Linked DNA regions of Homo sapiens: all the other regions are linked to region 2. A link is a contact called in ENCODE POLR2A ChIA-PET data. All regions are on one chromosome and are shown on one strand. Each heading gives the region's core, a stretch centred on a gene start or an enhancer-like site at or near the end of the contact. The rest is flanking DNA. Distances are from core to core; before and after follow the strand shown.

Region 1 (4,099 bases), core at 381-2,880, 910 kb before region 2:
TGAGATTACAGGCACCCATCACCACACACAGCTAATTTTTGTATTTTTAGTAGAGATGGGGTTTTGCCATGTTGGGCAGGCTGGTCTCAAACGCCTGACATCAGGTGATCCACCTGCCTCAGCCACCCAAAGTCTGGGATTACAGTCGTGAGCCACTGCGCCCGGCCGATTTCTGCTGTTTTAAGCCACCGAGTTCGTGGTCATTTGTTACAGCAGCCAGGGAAACCAACATCATGGGTGATTCCCTTTCCCTAACGGGCTTTTCTGGCCTGCACTCCTGGCTCTCCTGGAGGCAGAACCCCCAGGTCCCTGCCCTGTCATGGGGCTCCCAGCTGGTCTCTTCCTTCACTGCTTCCAGGACCTGCTAGCCAGGCAGGGGAAGGGGGCTCCTCAGCACCCCAGCCTGGCCCCCAGGTAGGAGGTCTCATCGAGCTGTCTCTGTGAGCCACCCCACTTGCTTCTTGCTCTTTGCCTCTGCCCGACTAATGTTCAGTTTCTTCCCCTGCTCTTCTAATTCATTCAGCCATATTTCCCAAGTGTGGGTTGTGGGCAGGAGGGCCGGACAGTGAGGATAGAGGGACCGGGAAAAGGGATCCTCATTGTATTTAAAATTTTGGCATTTTCTTCATCATGGATTTGGGGAGGGGGGAGGTATTTTTTGTTGTTGTTTGTTTTGTTTTTTGAGAGAGAGTCTTGCTATGTTGCCCAGGCTGGTCTCAAATTCCTGAGTTCAAGTGATCCTCCCACCTCGGCCTCCCAAGTAGCTGGGGCTATGCGTGTGAGCCACTGTACCCGGCTAATTTTGATTTTAAGAGCTACTGTTGCTGGGAGTGGTGGCTCACATCTGTAATCCCAGCACTTTGGGAGCCCAAGGTGGGTGGATCACTTGAGGTCAGGAGTTCAAGACCAGCCTGGCCAACACAGTGAAACCCCGTCTCTACTGAAAATACAAAAATTAGCTGGGCATGGTGGCGGGTGCCTGTAATCCCAGCTACTTGGGCAGCTGAGGCAGGAGAATTGCTTGAGCCTGGGAGGTGGAGGTTGCAATGAGCCAAGATCGTACCACTGCACACCAGCCTGGGTGGCAGAGCAAGACTCTGTCTCAAAAAAAAAAAAAAAAAAAAAAGAGAGAGAGATGGCCGGGCGCGGTGGCTCACACCTGTAATCCCAGCATTTTGGGAGGCTGAGGTGGGTGGATCACTGGAGGTCAGGAGTTCAAGACCAGCCTGACCAACATGGTGAAACCCCGTTTCTACTATAAATACAAAAATTAGCTGGGTGTGGTGGCTCGCCCTGTAGTCCCAGCTACTCAGGAGGCTGAGGCAGGAGAATCACTTGAACCTGGGAGGCAGAGTGCAGTGAGCTGAGATCATGCCACTGCACACCAGCCTGGGCTATAGAGTGAGACTCTGTCTCACACACACACACACAAAAAGAAGGCGAGAAGGGGAGCCGGGGGAGAAATGAGCCTGGAAAGATGGCCCGGGCCAAATCAGGCGGGCTGGGGAGCCAGGCCAGGACTCTGCTTTCTGTTTGGCTGTGACTTCAGTAAGCTAGGGCAGGGTTTTGATGGGCCAGGGAGGAGTCCACGCGATCTGATTCACACGATAAAAGCATTTCCTGGGCCCTGAGTGGAGACCACAACGTGGGAGGGCAGAGCGGAGGCCGACGACTGGGAGGAGGCTTTGCAGTCGCCGGGCGAGACGATGGCTTTCTTTCCTGGCTCATTTCACACTAAACTGGGGACCAGCCAGAAAGCCTTGGGAACTTGTCAGACCCACATACGCTGCCACTGAGTCAACTGCTACTATCATCCCTGTGTGACCTGAACCGAAACCCACTCACTTGCGAAACTGCTGGAGGCTTCTTCACTAAAACCCATATGCATGCTAAGATCCTGGCGTAACATAAAATGTCATGTGCGTGTGCCGCGTAAAATGTGCGTGTGCACAGGAAAACCACTGCCAGTATTTACAGCAAAACACTCACAGTGACTCTCGGGTGGAGGGACCACAGGGGACTTTTATTGTCACAGCCCTGACTTCTGTCCTGCTTCAGACCAGACTCTCCAACCACTTCCTGGACACCTCCCTTTGTGCTTTTCTTTCCCCCTCAAATTTCCTGCAATGTTTTTTTTTTTTTTTTCGAGACAGAGTCTTGCTCTGTGACCCAGGCTGGAGTGCAGTGGTGTGATCTCGGCTCACTGCAACCTTCGCCCCTGGGTTTTTAAGTAATTCTCCTACCTCAGTCTCCTGAGTAGCTGGGATTACTGGCGCCTGCCACCACGCCCAGCTAATTTTTGTATTTTTAGTAGAGATGGGGTTTCACCATGTTGTCCAGGCTGGTCTCGAACTCCTGACCTTGTGATCCGCCCGCCTTGCCCTCCTGAAGTGCTGGGATTACAGGCCTGAGCCACCGCACCCGGCTGCCTTTGTTTTTGTTTTTGTTTTTGTTGTTGTTGTTTGAGACGGAGTCTCGCTCTGTTACCCAGGCCGGAGTGCATGGTGCGATCTCGGCTCACTGCAACCTCCGCCTCCTGGGTTCAAGCGATTCTCCTGCCTCAGCCTCCCGAGTAGCTGGGACTATAGCCACTTGCCACCATACCCAGCTAATTTTTGTATTTTTAGTAGAGACAGGGTTTCACCATATTGGCCAGGCTGGTCTCGAACCCCCGACCTCAGGTGATCCGCCCGCCTCGGCCTCCCAAAGTGCTGGGATTACAGGCGTGAGCCACTGCACCTGGTCTGTTGTTTTTTTTTTAAATTTTCTTTTTTTCACTCTCGCTGTCATCTTATACATATTGCCTTTGTAATCATATAGAATCCCCAGGAATGCTACTTCAAAAACTATGTATAAGGCCAGGTACCGTGGTGTATGTACACCTGTAGTCTCAGCTACTCAGGAGGCTGAGGTGGGAGGATGGCTGAGCCCTGGAGGTCAAGGCTGCAGTGAGCTCTGATTGCACCACTGCACTCCAGCCTGGGCGACAGAGTGAGAACCTGTCTCTAAAACAAAAACAAAAACAAAAAAAAAAAACTTTGTTAAAGAATTTTTTGGCCAGGCGCGCTGGCTTATGCCTGTAATCCCAGCACTTCGGGAAGTTAAGTCGGGCAGATCACAAGGTCAGGAGTTCGAGAACAGCCTGGCCAACATGGTGAAACCCCATCTCTACTAAAAATACAAAAATTAGCCGGGCGTGGTGGCTGGTGCCTGTAATCCCAGCTACTCGGGAGGCTGAGGCAGGAGAATCGCTTGAACCTGGGAGGCGGAGGTTGCAGTGAGCCTAAATTGTGCCACTGTACTCCAGCCTAGGCTACAGAGCCAGACTCTGTCTCAGGAAAAAAAAAGGTTTTTGTTTGTTTGTTTGTTTGTTTTTTGTTTTTTTAAGATGGGGTCTCTCTGTGTCGCCCAAGCTGGACAGCAGTGTTTAATTTTTTTTTTTTTTTTAAGATGGGGTCTTGCTCTGTCACCCAGGCTGGAGTAGAGTGGCACGATCATGACTCACTGTAGCCTCGACCTCTTGGGCTCAGGAGATCCTCCCACCTCAGCCTCCTGAGTAGCTGAGACTACCGGTGCACACTACCATGCCCAGCTAATTTTTGTAAAAGAAAAATTTTTTAAACAGAAAATTACTGTTATTGTTTTGGACAATGAACAGTATTTACTTTCTGTTTTTGGACTTAGACAAAGTCAAAGACTCACTTATCTCCCCCCCACCCCCACCCCTCCTACCCCTACTACAGAAAAGGCTCAGGGGAGGCAGGGATGGGCGTGGGTCCTTCAGGTCCCTGTTTGGGATTGGGCCTGTTTTCCCCCAGAGGAATGGCCACTGAAGTCGGGCAAGGAGACTGGTGCACTCATAGTAGCTGGATGGCGCTGTGGGCGGTGAGCGTATCATCCCACCCACGTGACCTATGCACTCACCCACCTTGTGAGGCCCAGTAATTCAGGACACCCCGGTCTTGCAGGAACTTTCTGTGCTCTGAAGGAGAAAGTCACCCGGCAGGGGCTGCTCTTGCTTCCAGTTCATGGTGCACGGCTCAGTAATCACATGCCATTCCCTGGCCAGTCCAACACTGTCCACAGCAAACCCAGTGCT
Region 2 (4,257 bases), core at 1,605-4,104:
TTAGGGTAGAGCCATGACAGGGTGAGTTCCAGAAGCAACACAAGAAAAAATAGCTAGACTGGGTTTTCCCTTCACTGTGGGAGATGCCCCACCTCACTTCCCCCGTCCTCCGGGCTCTGGCAATGGGCTGGGCACAGTGAATGGGTTCCATCTGCAGGAGTGGTCACACCCCTTGGGCACAGCTGCCTCATACACTGTATTGAGATGGGATCCGAGGCCGGGAAGAACAGCTTCTTCTGTAGGTTGACATTGTCAGCCTTCGGGGAGGGAAGGACGGCAGGGGGCCTGGAGCATCTCCTTTTGCCATCCACACTCTGTGCCTGCCTGCAGGGTCTTGAGCCCTGTCTGTTCTGCCTCAGTCCTGGTCAGGAACTTGTTGGAGCCCATAGGGGCAGTCAGGCTGGAACAGGAGGAGACCAGGCCGGCAGGGGAGCCGAGAGGGGGCCCTGGACAGCACCCAGGGCTGAGTCATCCTGGGCCTGCCCGACTTGCTATTTGGAGCTGTTCCCGCTTGCTCATCATGTGCAAGGTCCTGATCCACTCGGGTCTGTTTAACCAGCGCCCCTCCCCAGGCCCAGTTAGCCTGGTTTTCGTTCGATTCATTTATTGTCATCAGTGCCATCCTTGCACCACGTAACTAGCCTTTGCAGCATGCCAGCCACCAAGCTCAGGGCCCTCTGTGCATCTCCTGTAACCCTCACAGCAACCCGGGAGGCACAGAGAGGCTGAGTCGCTGGCCCATAGTCACACAGCAGGTATGGGGCATTGCCAGGATTTAGCCGGATCTCTGACTCCAGGGCCTTTCCAGGGCCTTGGGTGGGACACTGGCAAGGAAGCAAGGTATGAACACTGGCCCTGCCTTGGACAGAGCTCGGGGACGGTGGCCTGGCAGGCCCAGCTGACACAGTGACCCTGGTGCAGGTTCAACCATTGGCAAAGTGTTCAAGTACACACAGAATCTCAACTGGGGAGACAGGCGAAGCGGTCAAGGGAGGGCTGTGAGTGACAGGTGGACACTGTACCTACTGGCAGATCAGCTGACCTTGGTGCCTTCTGGAGCCTTTCAACTTCCTTATCCAGAAAAAGAGGAACTAACAGTTCCACCCCCAAACTGGGTGGGAGTACCACATTCGAAATTGAAGCAAAGCTGGTCGTGTCACAGGCTCGGCAGATGTTAGCTGTGCAGGCAACTTAGTGACCATTTGAAGTAGGCTGTGCGGCGGCATCCTCATCTTGCAGATGTAGTCCAGAGAGGTTAGGGCACTAACCCTGGGTCACACAGCGACAGCTCAGGCTACAGAGAGCAGTGCTGGATGGGAGGGTGTTGGCAGCTTCAGGCACAGGCTGGGAGGGCTGTGGGGTCAGCAGAGGGAGGGCACACTTCCCAGCTGGTGGGGTTCCCTTGTGCCTCAGTACTCATGTGGGCCCAAAGGAGCTGGAAGGAGGGAGGTTAGAGCCACCCATGGGTTCAGAAGCTGATAAGCAGGTTATTGACTCTGAATTTGCCTCATCGTATGTAAATTGGGGACAAATTTGGGGATTTAATGATATAATGTAAGAAGCAGACATGTCACAGCCCTGGTTATACAGTCAGTGTATAATAAGTGGTAAGCCGTCAGAGGAGGCAGCCGGTGAGAATGGGAGCATCTCAGCAGCCCTCCGCCCCCTGCTCCTGGTTGCAGATGTACCTGTTCTTGGCTATTTGTGCCCCAGCTCCGTGTCCTCCGGTGTGTGTGAGGCCAAGCTCCTGGGGTGGGGACTTGGGGGTGTGTCTGCAGCTCCTGAGGCCAAGACCAAGGCTGAGGCCGAGGCTGAGGCTGAGGCCACCTTGGTGAGGAGGAAATTGCAGGTGGAGAAGCTCGTTGACCGTGACCTTGATCTGACCGTAATTTTGATGGTGCCGATGCCGTCAGCACGCAGGCCTCCTGCCCTCGCCACGACTGGCTCCTGCAGCCCACCTGGCTGAGAGGTGTGCTGGCTCTCGCAGGTTGCAAAATGGGGACATCACCGTCCGCCTGGGCTACAGCGTGCTCGCCGATTGCATTTGGGGAGGGACTGAGGGCTGATTGTGTTGTGGGGATGTTGGCAGAGAATCAGAGAGGGCATCCAAAAAGGCCAACAGTTCGGTGGGGAGAGGAGGCGCAAGGCTGGTTCCTGTTTTCTGGGCTTTGATCGAAAGGGAACAGGGGACACATCTGGGGACAGTCTCCTTCCTGGAGGAAGAAGGGCTTAGGGTGCTGGTGTGGAGTTTGCACAGATGGGGATAATGAGCTGGAGGGTGCTGGGCAGGAGCTGGCCAGTAATAGGCTGACGAGGGAGGCCCTGCTGGCTGGGCCTGGTTTTCAAGTGAGCATCCTGAGCTGCGGGGACCCAGGGGGTCTTAGAGACCTCAGAGCTGAGACTCGGGACCACAGAGGGGTGGGCTGTGCTCAGGGCAACACAGCGGATGGGGCAGATGTTGCGAAACCTGTCTCTCTGCCTCTCTTTCTCCTGCTACAGAACTGGATCCTCCCAGCTCATGGCTGTCAAATCCTTTAGATGCTTCTGGGTTCCATGGGCGCCTTACACTGGCTTCCCTGTAGGACAGCAGACCCTGGGGGTTGGCTCTGATGGTATTCACCATGGGGTACCCCATGCAAGCACAGTGCTTTCACGCCCAGCCTCCCAGCCTGTGGAGTAGGCCTGTGTCTGGCCAGCCTCACTTTGTGGCCAGAGGAGGGAGACAGTGGTTCTGGAGACAGGAGCTGGCCTGGGGCTGCCCTCCCAGCCCCTGTTCTCCCAGCTCATCTCCTTGCCTTGCGGGTGCTGGCCACCCTCCCCCCGCCAGCTCCATCCCCAGCTTTCTCTGCCCGAGCCGTGACCTGTCAGTAGGGGGCAGTGGAGGCCTTGAAAGTCCTTGGAGAGGACTTTGAAGCAGTTTTTACAAATCTGTCCCTGGAAAGTCTCTCCTGTCACACCCCCAGCGGCTCCCTCCCTCCTAACATTTTTCCTGGGGTTGTCATGCAGCGGGGGGTGGAGGAACCCACTAGGCCGTGGATAGAGCAGAGCCATGTTGACACAAACCCTGGCTGAACCCACATGCTCCCTACAGCCAGCGGCCGATCACTGGAACCAGGGAAGTGACCTCATAGCAAGGGCCCGCAGAGCAGCCATCACGCATTCCCGATCTTGGTTTCTGGACCCAGCTCTGGAAAAGAAGCCAGATCCTAGCCACTTGGAGCTGCCTAGGGAAGACCCCAGCCTGGTGCCGGCTGACAGCTCACTGGAACTTTTCATCTGCTTGGCCAGGTGATGCCAAGGGGCAGAGGTTAGAAGTGCTAAGAAGCAGGCCGAGGGTGGTGGCTCACGCATGTAATCCCAACACTTTGGGAGGCCAAGGCGGGTGAATCCCTTAAGGTCAGGAGTTCAAGACCAGGCTGGTCAACATGGCGAAACCCCATCTCTACTGAAAATACAAAAATTAGCCAGGTATGGTGGTGCACGCTTGTAATCCCAGCTACTCTGGAGGCTGAGGCAGGAGAATCTCTTGAACCCGGGAGGCAGAGGTTGCAGTGAGCCGAGACTGTGCTACTGCACTCCAGCCTGGGCAACAGAGCAATACTCCGTATCAAAAAAAAAAAAAAGAAGAAGAACAAGAAGTGCTAAGAAGCATCTGTCTTCCTGATTGAAAAGCAATCTTTGCTGGGCGTGGTGGCTCACGCCTGTAATCCCAGCTTTGGGAGGCTGCGGTGGGAGAGTCGCTTGAGGCCAGGCGTTCGAGACCAGTCTGGGCAACAGAGGTGCTAGGGGTAGTGGCGCTTGCCTGTAGTCCCAGCTCCTCAGGAGGCTCAGGTAGGAGGATTGCTTGAGTTAGGAGTTTGAGGCTGCAGTGAGCTATGACCACACCACTGTACTCCAGCTCCTGGGTGACAGGATGAGACCCTGTCTCAAAAAACAAAACACAAACAAAAAACCAACGTTTATCTTTTGTGATTTTAAAAATCACACCTACTTGTGACAAAATAATTAAATTAGAAAATGTAAAGGAAATGATCAATAATAATTGCGTCCTCCAGACAAACACTGTTAACATGTTCACGTTTCCTTCTAGTCTTTTTCTACATAGACACTCAATACTTATTAATTTGTTTTGAACTAAAGATGGTTTTCTCTGCTTTGTATGAGAACCACCTCAGCCAGGCACGGTGGTTCACGTCTATAATCCCAGAAAGCTGAGGCAGGCAGATTGCTTGAGCCCACGAGTTTGAGACCAGCCTG
Region 3 (4,274 bases), core at 436-2,935, 680 kb after region 2:
GGCTCAGAGTGTCCCCAATCCCTCCACGGACCCTCACCTGCTCCTCTCCTCCCTCTCCTTCCTCTCGTAGATGGAGTGAAGCTTGTTGATTAAGAAGATTTTGTCCTCACCCTCCTAGAAAGGCCAGAACACAAAGGGGAGGAGAAATCATCCATCAGCCCATCCAGAGCCATCCTGTTCCAAACTGCATTTGAGGGAAAACTCACGAGGTGTATTCAACATCGCAAGCAGCAAAAACATAAAAGAAAAGGTGAAAGGGCCACCAAACAAGGACAAGGAAAAACCAAGAGCCAGGAAGTGGGCGTATGTGTGGATCTAAGCTTCCTAGTGGCCAAAGTGAAAAGGGAAATGTAATCAGCAGCCCAGAGCCAGCCTGACTCAATTTAAAACCAGCCCTGCCACGTACTGGCTCTGCCTTGGGTTACTAACTCTGTGACCTCAGTGGCAGCATCTGTAAAGGGGGATAATAACACAAGGCACAGGGTTTACATTAGTTTCCTGCTGCTGTCGTAACGAACTGTCATCAACTTCGTGGCTTAAAACACCACCGGTTTCTCAACTTTCAGTTCTGGAAGTGAGAAGTCCAAAATGAGTCTCACTGGGCTCCAGTCAAGCATGATCAGGGCTACATTCCTCCCGGAGGCTTCGGGGGAGAATCCTCTTCCTCGCCTTTTCCAACTTCTAGAGGCCCCTGGCTCTCAGCCCTTTCCTCCACTTCAAAGCCAGCAGTGGCTGCTCAAGTCCTGCTCACGTGGCACCACTCTGACCCTGACACTCCGGCCTCTGTTTTTCACCTCTAAGGACCCTGAGATCACGCTGGGCCACCACGATAATCTAGGGCCATCTCCTATCCAAAGTCAGCTGACTGGCAACTTTAATTCTACCTGCAATCGTAATTCCCCAGCCACGCAACGTAACGTATTCACAGGCTCCATCCAGTCTTAGGACGGGGACATCTTTGGGGCCAGTACTGGACTGACCCAGGGCTCTTTCGACAATGAAATGTGACAAGCAGAGGGGGCACTTAGCAAAGGATCTGGTGCACCGAAACACTGATCATCAGTGCCTGGGTCAGACCGGGATTCCCCGCCCGGAGCTTCACACAGAGAACAGGAGTTCTGTCAAGAGCCACACGGATTGGCTCTGGGCACCTGGCAACCTGGCTCAGCCTAGGAGGACCACTTAGAATACCTTCAAGGAGAGACCATGGGCCCCTTAAGCAACAACCTAAGTAGCTTCTATCGAGTTGCTGATGAGTATGGAGGGGCTGTGCACTTGAGCCATGCCGACCTGCACGGGGAAAACTCAGACCGACAGCCCCAAAGACGGGTCAGAGCTCGGCCTTGGGTAGACACCACAGCCAGCATCCGCCTGGAGAAAGGTCCTTCCCATCCCAGAGCAACGGTGGGTAGAGCTGGGATTCTCCCAGCACCACTCTGCATTCCCCGCCCGGACCCACCTGGCCCTACCTGGCCCCTGGGGGCTCTGAAATGCCACCCAGTAGGGCAGGAGCCATTCCCCACTTCCAATATCTACAGCCAGACAACCACCGCAGCCGAGATGCCAGGCTTTCAGCTCTATGTGGTGAAACGGGAAAGGCAGGAGATGGGACAGTGTGTACTACAGTGTTTACAACCCAAGCAATGTGGGAGCCGTCCCATGAGTGCTTGGGACGAGCTGGGACGAGCTGCCTGGAGCCCTGGATCCTGGCACCAACTAGCCAGCAGCAGGGTCACATGGCTGCCGAGGCCCACTGGCTGCACCCCGCCCTGCCCTCGCCTTGGCAGACGCCAGCCGCTGATCCCCACAAGCGCCCCCCTAGCCCTGGTGTGGAGCATGCCTAAGGACACTGGCACTCACCAGCCCCAGAGTGAAAACCTGCAGGAGGACAAATGGCAATGGGAGGGGATGGGGAGCCCTAGGGGGAGGGCAGAGCCCAGCAGCAGGACGCAAGCCTGGAAAAGCCACAGGACCTGCTTCACGGGGGGCCGTTCCCCAGGGGAGGGGCCTCGGGGAGGAGGCCAGGCTGGGTAGCCCGGGGGGAAAGTGCCTTGTCTCCAACTTGGTGGGTGCCCAGTGGGCAAGGAGGTCCTCCTGGGCAGAGAGGAGCGAAGGGAGTGGGCACAGGGGCGAAGGGAGTGGGCACAGGGGCGAAGGGAGTGGGCACAGGGGCGAAGGGAGTGGGCACAGGGGCGAAGGGAGTGGGCACAGGGGCGAAGGGAGTGGGCACAGGGGCGAAGGGAGTGGGCACAGGGGCGAAGGGAGTGGGCACAGGGGCGAAGGGAGTGGGCACAGGGGCGAAGGGAGTGGGCACAGGGGCGAAGGGAGTGGGCACAGGGGCGAAGGGAGTGGGCACAGGGGCGAAGGGAGTGGGCACAGGGGCGAAGGGAGTGGGCACAGGGGCGAAGGGAGTGGGCACAGGGACCAGCTGCCGGGTGGACAGTACTCCTGGGGGCTGCCTCTCCGGTATGGGGTCCGACCCCCTTCTGCAACTCACTCCCATGACACAGCATGAGGGCCTCAGCAACTCGCTCTGTCGCCCGGGCTGGAGTGCAGTGGCGCAATCTGGGCTGATTCTCCTGCCTCCGCCTCCTGAGTAGCTGGTACAGGTGGACGCCACCACGCCCAGCTGATTTTTGTACTTTTAGTAGAGACGGGGTTTTGCCATGATGGTCAGGCTGGTCTCGACCTCCTGACCTCAAGTGATCTGCTCACCTCGGCCTCCCAAAGTGCTGGGATTAGAGGCCTGAGCCCCCATGCCCAGGCTTTTTTTTTTTTTTTTTTATGAGACAGAGTTTCACTGTCACCCAGGCTGGAGCGCAGTGGCACAATCATAGCTCACTGCAGCCTCAACCTGGGCTCAAGCAATCTCCTCCCTCAGCCTCCCAAGTAGCTGGGACTACAGGTGCACACCACCACACCCAGCTAACTTTTAAAATTTTTATAGAGACGAGGTTTCACTCTGTTGCCCAGGCTGGTCTCGAACTCCTGGGCTCCAGCCATTCTCCCACCTTGGCCTCCCAAAGCATTGGGACTATAGGCATGAGCCCCACCACACCCGGTCAAACATTGTTTTCTTCATAAAAATGTTTTGGCCAGGCACGGTGGCTCATGCCTATAATCCTAGCACTTTGGGAGGCCAAGGTGGGTGGATTGCCTCAGGAGCTCGAGACCAGCCTGGGCAACACAGTGAAACTGCATCTGTACGAAAAACACAAAAAAGTAGCCGGAGTGGCGGCAGGCCCTGTACTCCCAGCTACTCGGGAGGCTGAGGCAAGACAGTTGCTTGAACCCAGGAGGCAGAGGTTGCAGTCAGCTGAGACTGTGCCACTGCACTCCAGCCTGGGTGACAGAGCGAGACTCCGTCTCCAAAAAAAAAAGTTTTAAGTCCTAACTCTCAACCTTAATCCACCTGTTTGTAAAATGAGTGAAGAGTCCATAGGGACCCAAAAATCCTCACAGAGACTGTCTAAACCCTCAGCGGGGCCACACCCGGGGGCTGAAATCACACCCCACCCCCCAGAGCCCTGGTCCCAGTGGGGCCCTGCGGGTCCTTGGGGATCAGGAGCCTGGCTCTGTCTCACGGCTACTTCGTCACTTGATCTGAAGTGCACGTATTGATCAGGGTCACTTGTTTGGCAAACAAACCCTTTCACCAGCCAAGGCCCACAGGAGATGTACAGGGGAGTGGAGGGGAGCGTCACCCTCAGGTGACCTGAGAGGGTGGGGGCTGAGAGCAGCCCAGGAGGGGCACTCACATTGCTGATCTGCTCCTTGAGCAGGCAGATGACCTTGCGCTGGCCCCGCACCACCTGGATGTTGAGGTAGATCACGGCCCTGCGGGAGAGGGGCTGTCGGGCAGGGCCCAGGGCCACAGCCCGGGAGCGGCCAGTCCCCACACGGTGCAGGCCCAGCGAGGGCCATCTCCCCAGGGCCGCCCCCACCTGCGGGACTCACAGCAGCAGGGCTGACACCAGGAAGACAAAGAAGGTGTTTTCCATCAGGTACCGGTGCACCCAGGGCAGCCAGGAGACCCTGGGGCCTGCCGCCTCCAGGTGGCGCACCCACACCCTGCCGGCCTCGTACATGGTGTCCAGGGTCCGGAAGGGGCCGCAGGTGCTCGAGGGCTTCACCCTGGGGAAGATGCCGACCAGGAACCCTCACCCCGAGCAACAGTTCACCCGGCTCCCTCCCAGCCCGTCCTCTGCACCCCTAAGCCTTGGGCCCCCCAGGCACCACCACCCAACCCCCAGATGACACAGAAGGGTCTCCCT

The links. ChIA-PET counts read pairs that join two places held with the same protein, here RNA polymerase II (POLR2A).
Region 1: POLR2A ChIA-PET joins it to region 2 with 14 read pairs in activated B cell. The contact joins two enhancer-like sites. POLR2A ChIA-PET finds 5 or more read pairs at or near these places in 3 of 52 experiments (AG04450, Panc1 and activated B cell).
Region 3: POLR2A ChIA-PET joins it to region 2 with 12 read pairs in activated naive CD4-positive, alpha-beta T cell. The contact joins two enhancer-like sites. POLR2A ChIA-PET finds 5 or more read pairs at or near these places in 3 of 52 experiments (CD4-positive, alpha-beta T cell, WTC11 and activated naive CD4-positive, alpha-beta T cell).

Annotation. Positions count from the first base shown.
Region 1 is chr17:76,513,806-76,517,904 of GRCh38, forward strand. No RefSeq gene overlaps it. Among named protein-coding and RNA genes, the nearest start is that of RHBDF2, 14 kb to the left of the region's middle. Within about 2 kb of position 1,631, at least 29 of the 41 ENCODE cell types and tissues checked have a DNase peak (open chromatin) inside an H3K27ac peak, as active enhancers do.
Region 2 is chr17:77,427,382-77,431,638 of GRCh38, forward strand. All of the region lies in intron 3 of SEPTIN9 (septin 9), which reads left to right. LOC112268199 (a long non-coding RNA gene) reads right to left here. Exons shown (of 2, transcript XR_002958141.2): 2 at 1-3,921. Among named protein-coding and RNA genes, the nearest start is that of MIR4316, 32 kb to the left of the region's middle. RefSeq lists enhancers at 1-90, 1,310-1,369. Within about 2 kb of position 2,855, at least 29 of the 41 ENCODE cell types and tissues checked have a DNase peak (open chromatin) inside an H3K27ac peak, as active enhancers do.
Region 3 is chr17:78,113,511-78,117,784 of GRCh38, forward strand. TMC6 (transmembrane channel like 6) reads right to left here. Exons shown (of 20, transcript NM_001127198.5): 17 at 3,958-4,134; 18 at 3,759-3,837; 19 at 38-114. Among named protein-coding and RNA genes, the nearest start is that of TMC6, 13 kb to the right of the region's middle. Within about 2 kb of position 1,686, at least 5 of the 41 ENCODE cell types and tissues checked have a DNase peak (open chromatin) inside an H3K27ac peak, as active enhancers do.